2 separate regions of the Homo sapiens genome follow, and region 1 is linked to region 2. Evidence: chromatin loops called from intact Hi-C (ENCODE). Cell type or tissue: PC-9. All regions are shown on one strand. Each heading gives the region's core, and the rest is flanking DNA. Links, peaks and the distances in the headings are about the cores only. Region 1 overlaps SCPPPQ1 (secretory calcium-binding phosphoprotein proline-glutamine rich 1). Region 2 has its middle 44 kb from the start of MIR4452.

Region 1 (2,922 bases), core at 114-2,613, 970 kb before region 2:
TATAAGTTCAGATCTGATGAGGAAGAGAGACTCATAAAGGGAAACTACAATGTAATTTGATAAGTATTTCGAGACACAAATACAAAGCTATGGATCAAAGACTTCAGAGAAGACAGTATCTGAACCAGGTCTTGAAGGAAGACAAATGGATGAAACATTTCAGGCAGAGGAACAGCAAGTGCATGGGTGCAGACTTGAAAAGCACAAGGCAATTTGCGGGTAGAAAATTATTTTAGTCTAAAATAATGATGCTGCAACACAGATTGGGGCCTTGTTAAATTTGGATAAGTATTTAAGCAATGATTTTTTTCTTTAAAAATCACATACATTTTAAAACTTCACATACCCCTTATTTACAGACAAGGACCTCACTATGTCACCCAGGCTAGTCTCAAACTCCTGGGCTCAAGTGATCCTCCCACCTCCCACAGGCTCCCCAGTAGCTGGATTATAGGTGCACACCACCATGCCCAGCTCACAAACATTTTAAAACTACATCTTGCTTAATATTGTCTGATCTCCTAAATATTTTTAAATATACAAACATGATTTTGTGTAACTGTTTTTATATCTAAATTTAATAAACACCTTCCCTTTGCTTGCATTTAATTTCAAACTGTGTTTCTCTCAACTTTTAAAAATTTGTCACTAAACTTAGTCCTCAATAGAACATTTCTTCTCCTTTAATGTTTTTACTTGTTCTGATTGAATCCCAGCTGTTAAATTCTAAATATTATTCTTGCACTTATAATTAATTGCTAATTATTTTGGTTCTAGTCAGGACTAGGTGCATTGTTTCCCTATTGTTTGCTAAAATTTGTTTTTTTTGTTTTCGTTTTTGTTTTTTGAGACAGAGTCTCTCTCTGTTGCCCAGGCTGGAGTACAGTGGTGCAATCTCAGCTCACTGCAACCTCCGCCTCCCAGGTTCAAGCAATTCTCCTGCCTCAGCCTCCCGTGTAGCCACCATGCCTGGCTAATTTTTGTGTTTTTAGTAGAGATGGGTTTCACCATGTTAGTTGGGCTGGGCGAACTCACTCCTGACCTCAAGTGATCTGCCTGCCTCGGCCTCCCAAAGTGCTAGGATTACAGGCATGAGCGACCGTGCCCTGGCAAGATTTATTTTAAACTGATGCAAAATCTTGGAGTCTTGGTTTATAATTAGAACTTAGGAATCGCTGTTAACATTTAAATTTAAATTTATTTAAATCTATATGACAATTAAAAGAATCACTCTTCTGTGAAATGGAAACTCTTCCTACCACCAGATGGCAGACTAGTATCTTCAAAGCAAGCAAAGAAAGTAACACTTACTGTAGGGAAAGTGGTAGATTTGTAAAAACTATCAACACATTAAGACAGATTCCTGGGCTTTAAGTTAGATAAATTAAGAAGAACAACCATACCTCTTGAAAGAAAATATTATATTGAACCCACTAGATTCTAATCTCCACCAAATAGAAGGTGAGCTCTCTAAGTGTCATTTACTGCTATCCCTAAACCCTAGATATAGAATAATTGCTCAGTAAATATTGTAGGGATGGATGGATAGATGGGTGGAAGGATGAGTGAATGTATGAATAAATGAGAAAAAGCAAGAGAGAGTGTTCACAGTTTCATTCACAATTTACTTTTTTTTTTTTTTTTTTTTTTTTTTTTTGTAGATTTCTATTCCTTTTCCTTTTCCTTACAATCCAAATCAGGTGGTTATACTTAAAGCTTCCTTAGGAAATACTTAAACTAATACAAAACAAAAACTTGAAAATTCTTTAGATTTAATTGGGGAGAATTTGATACCAATAATTACTGGCTAACATTCTCTTTGGGGGACCACTAGTTATTGATATTTTGTTTGATTTGAGTAATTGAATGTTCAAATTTCACATATCCTTGAAAACTGAATTACCTAAGACCTGAAACTTTCCTTATTTGTGTAGAATAAACCCAGGGACCAACCAGTAGAAAAAGCACTTAATTTGAAGTTAAATGATCTGGAGATGTAAGCTCCATGTCTGCCCTTTAATACTTTGGAATTATCTTTAACTCCTGTGACCCTTATCCTCTTCTAGAATATAAAACAGTGACAACAGATGATTTACAAAGTCCATTTCACCTCTAAAATTTTATGCTTACATTTGTCATTAGTGGGGGTAAAATGCATTCTTATTGAAATGTAATATATCCTAGAAGCATTTGAAATAGATTTAAGGTTACAGTCATGGTATAAAGGAATTGCTTAAATTTTACTTTTGAAAAGATTTTACTGAATTAGTGATAAATACATAAGATGAGGCGGATTCAGTATCATACAAAAAAGTTATGTATATTTCAGCATATTAACTCCAAGTAATAATATTCCTATTATGATTTTCTGTTGTTGTTTTTTGAGACTGAGTCTCGCTCTGTCACCCAAGCTGGAAGTGGTGCAATCACAGCTCACTGCAACCTCCACCTCCCAGGTACAAGTGATTCTCCAGCCTCAGCCTCCTGAGTAGCTGGGACTACAGGGACGCACTACCACGCTGGGCTAATTTTTGTATTTTCTGTAGAGATGGGGTTTCACCATGTTGCCCAGGCTGGTCTCGAACTCCTGGACTCAAGTGATCCTCCTCCCTTGGCCTCCAAAAGTGCTGTATTACAGGCGTGAGCCACCATGCCCAGCACTCCTATTACGATTATAGGAAGTAATATTATTAAAGTTTTCTTTCAGAAAGAGGTGATCCCAAAATAGTCTTTTTCAAACCCAATAATCATAGGTTTAATAATCTTTCCAAGAAGTCACTGCTATGTCTGGAGCCCACAACAGAAAATACAGACTACATGTTTCCAGAGATAGGTTTGGGGTTGGGGGGGGGTACTTAAAATATTAGTGAATTTTAATAATTGAACTTTAGAAATGATGAGAATTCTAAAAAGCATGCTCTC
Region 2 (2,922 bases), core at 114-2,613:
TCAGTTGTTCAATTGCTAGTAACACAGATAGGAATTCAGCAAGATGGAATTTTATATTTCTTTCATAAAAGGAAGGCTTAAGAGAGGCTTATATGGTAGCTCTAAAGTGGTATCAGTGACTCAGGCGCTTTTAGTTTTCTTCGCCATCCATAGCATGTGATTTCCATCCCCAAGGTTTTCACGTGGTCCAAGATGGTTGCTGGGATCCCAGACAGACATCATATATGTCTTCTAATCAGGGAGGAAGCAGAAAGGACAAAAAGACATACTTCAGCTGTTTGTCTTAAGGAGCTTTCTCTAAAGGCCCACTTACTGTTTACCAACCATCCCTATCTGCAGGAGAGATTGGCAAATGCAGTCCTTTAGCTGGATACATCACTACTTGGAATAAAATTAAAGTTCTTAAAGTTCTATCATTAAGGAAAAAGAAGAGAATAGATGTTGTGTAGGTGACTAGTTGTCTTAGCTATAGCAAGCAAGCAAAATCAACGATTAAAGCAAAAAACAAATCCTCTTTGGATAGTGCATTATATGGTTTGTCTTTTTGTCTAATTGATATTGACTGAACAATATACACATTTCCAGTGTGTTTCGTGACCTGGAGGCACTGCCTATGGGTGTGTATGTGTGGCCCTGGCAAGAAAATAACCGAACCAACAAGTGCATCAGCAGAATTGTCTGGAAATGTTCTTGCTGTGTTACTCCCCACCCTGTTTTTGGTCATGCACTGAAGTCAAGGTTCCTGGTGTGCTTGCAACTTAGCTGCTGGTAGTTAAAGTTAGGCAGGTCCAGGGCAGTGTAAATCTCCTCTGAACTGTTTGATTGTGATAATCTGGAATATAAAGCTACTTTTCCTTTTGTATAACTTTTTATCCTGTGCTCTATATGAGTGTGTGTCTCTGTGTGTGTTATCCTGAGGTTTGCATACTCCTTACTCCCCAGACACTGATTTTGGGAGGAGTTTGAAAGCATAGTAATGGCTTACTTGCTTGAAAGAAGTATTTCATTTAACACAATTGTAATCGCAAAAGGATGTGAATATTAACTTATGATTCTCTATAATTGGATGTGGCTTTTAAAAAGCAAATGATCCATTCCACATTTGAACTAAACCTATGGTCAGGTGAGCTTTAAGAAGAGAGGTTAATTTGGAGACACAGTCTGAAACAGTGCATGTTTCAGTACTTCACAAATATTAAGAACTTTGTTATTTTACTTTCTTTGAGTGCCACTTTGGTGTTCCACAACTACATCTATACAGATAAACAAGGGTCTGAAGGAAAGGAAAAGGGCTGTTAAGGTTAGCTATAAATGATGTTTGGCGATTAGGGTCCCTCTAGTGGTAGCTAGCTTAAATACGCTTAGGCAGCAACAGAGTGGTGTACCCTACATATTTGTGGTGGTGACCCACGGTTTATAAAGCCACCTCAATTTAATTCTAAATTCTTATTATAGCAGTGCTGTTATGAGTCAACTCTCACTAAAAATTTTTAGTATTTTGTTTTCTTAATGTAGATTTGGGAGCTTGTGGATAATTGTCTTAATGATCCTAGTCTCCTTTGTTTCTGTGTGTGTGGACTTCCACTTTCTTCTTATCTAAAAGCCACAACCAGTCACTTTTCAGGGCACTCAGTTTGATGAAGTTTTAAGAGTCTCCAAAATGATGGCTCTGTTGTTACTCCTTGTGTTTGGCATATAACTAGAGTTAGATAAAATAATCAAACCGATGAAGATCAAAATGTCAGGTTTATTATCAATAAAAGTGATATTGAAGAATGTGGCTCAGTTGTGTGGTAACAGTAGGTTTCCTAGGACTGCACCAGAAATAGCCATTTTTCTGGTTGCCTGCCAGGCCTTGCTCTGCAGGGTTAGTCCCTTTTACATAAAGTGACACATAATTTGTTGTGCAAACCAAGACACTTTTGAGAGTCGAAGGGATGAAATGCCAGGACTGTCCTGAAAACTGTGGCATAAGGCCACTGACTTTTATCTCATGACAGCAGCCAAAACAGAAAGCACATTGTCTTCAGGCAGACAGATCCCTGAGAGAAAGGGCAGAAAGGAGCTTAGCTCAGCATGCTCAGTTGCTTCTCCCTAACACACCAATTAGATAAATAAATTCTTTACCCTTGAAGAGAAGTAAGGGATGGTCCAAGAAGCCAGTTGTGCTCATGGAAAATCCATCCATAGATTCCATAGTGGTATGGAATGGAGGGTTTTCTAATCAACCCTGCTCCTAATATTTGCACAGCCAGAGTGGGGTGCTCTAGGCATAGGGACTGAGGAGTGGAGTGCAAGTGCTGATTGTTAGCGTATCTTCTCAACTTCATATTTAATGATATGATGCTTGCTTGGTACACTCGAAATTGGCCATGGTGGGAGTTTTGGCAAACTACAAACCAGGGCTTTCTTTCCTCCTTTCCAGAAGAGCTGGTTGTTAAAAAATCATCAGCACACCACTTAGCCCTGGACAGATTTTATTTCTGCTGGGTTTTATGGCTTAGACTTGCCACTGCCCCCACCAGCTGGGAAAGATGTCTGTGATCAGTGATCATAGGTACATTTGTTATTGCCATGAAAAACTCCAACCTCAGCACCTTCTATATGCCTCATAGGGCTGCACTCCATTGGTCCTACTTCCCATGGCCTCAACAGCTGCAGTGTAGTGTGTGCTCTGAGTCTTCTGACCTGGCAGAGCCAAGGAGCCTGAGGATAGGTTTTCCATTTGGCACTGAGACTGGCCATTCAGTGCATGCCCGCATAGTTCCTTGCCAAGTCTACGGAAATGGAAAGCATAAGTGTGACTTTGATGCTTTTAGAATCTTCCAGGCATTGACAATGAGAAACAGGATTGTTCATAGGGGAAGTGAAATTCCTGACAATAGCCTCATCAGTAGAACCATAAAGTACCTGAGTTTTAGA

What was found. Hi-C counts contacts between places; a loop is a spot of excess contacts. Peaks named below come from ENCODE experiments on the same cell type or tissue, not always from the same donor. Only the 100,000 strongest peaks of a DNase experiment are listed, where the experiment ranks them.
Region 1: it touches region 2 in a loop (12-fold over the local background); 3 of 110 quality-filtered maps call a loop at or near these places.

Annotation. Positions count from the first base shown.
Region 1 is chr4:87,464,295-87,467,216 of GRCh38, reverse strand. The region is part of intron 5 of SCPPPQ1 (secretory calcium-binding phosphoprotein proline-glutamine rich 1); the gene reads left to right. Among named protein-coding and RNA genes, the nearest start is that of SCPPPQ1, 5.3 kb to the left of the region's middle. In PC-9, for the core only: CTCF peaks have their summits at 1,060 and 1,261 (motif pointing right); no DNase peak of the experiment used is centred there.
Region 2 is chr4:86,497,179-86,500,100 of GRCh38, reverse strand. It overlaps a transcript of MAPK10 not described here. Among named protein-coding and RNA genes, the nearest start is that of MIR4452, 44 kb to the left of the region's middle. RefSeq lists an enhancer at 1,318-1,427. In PC-9, for the core only: CTCF peaks have their summits at 1,115 and 1,319 (motif pointing left); a DNase peak (open chromatin) is centred at 1,360.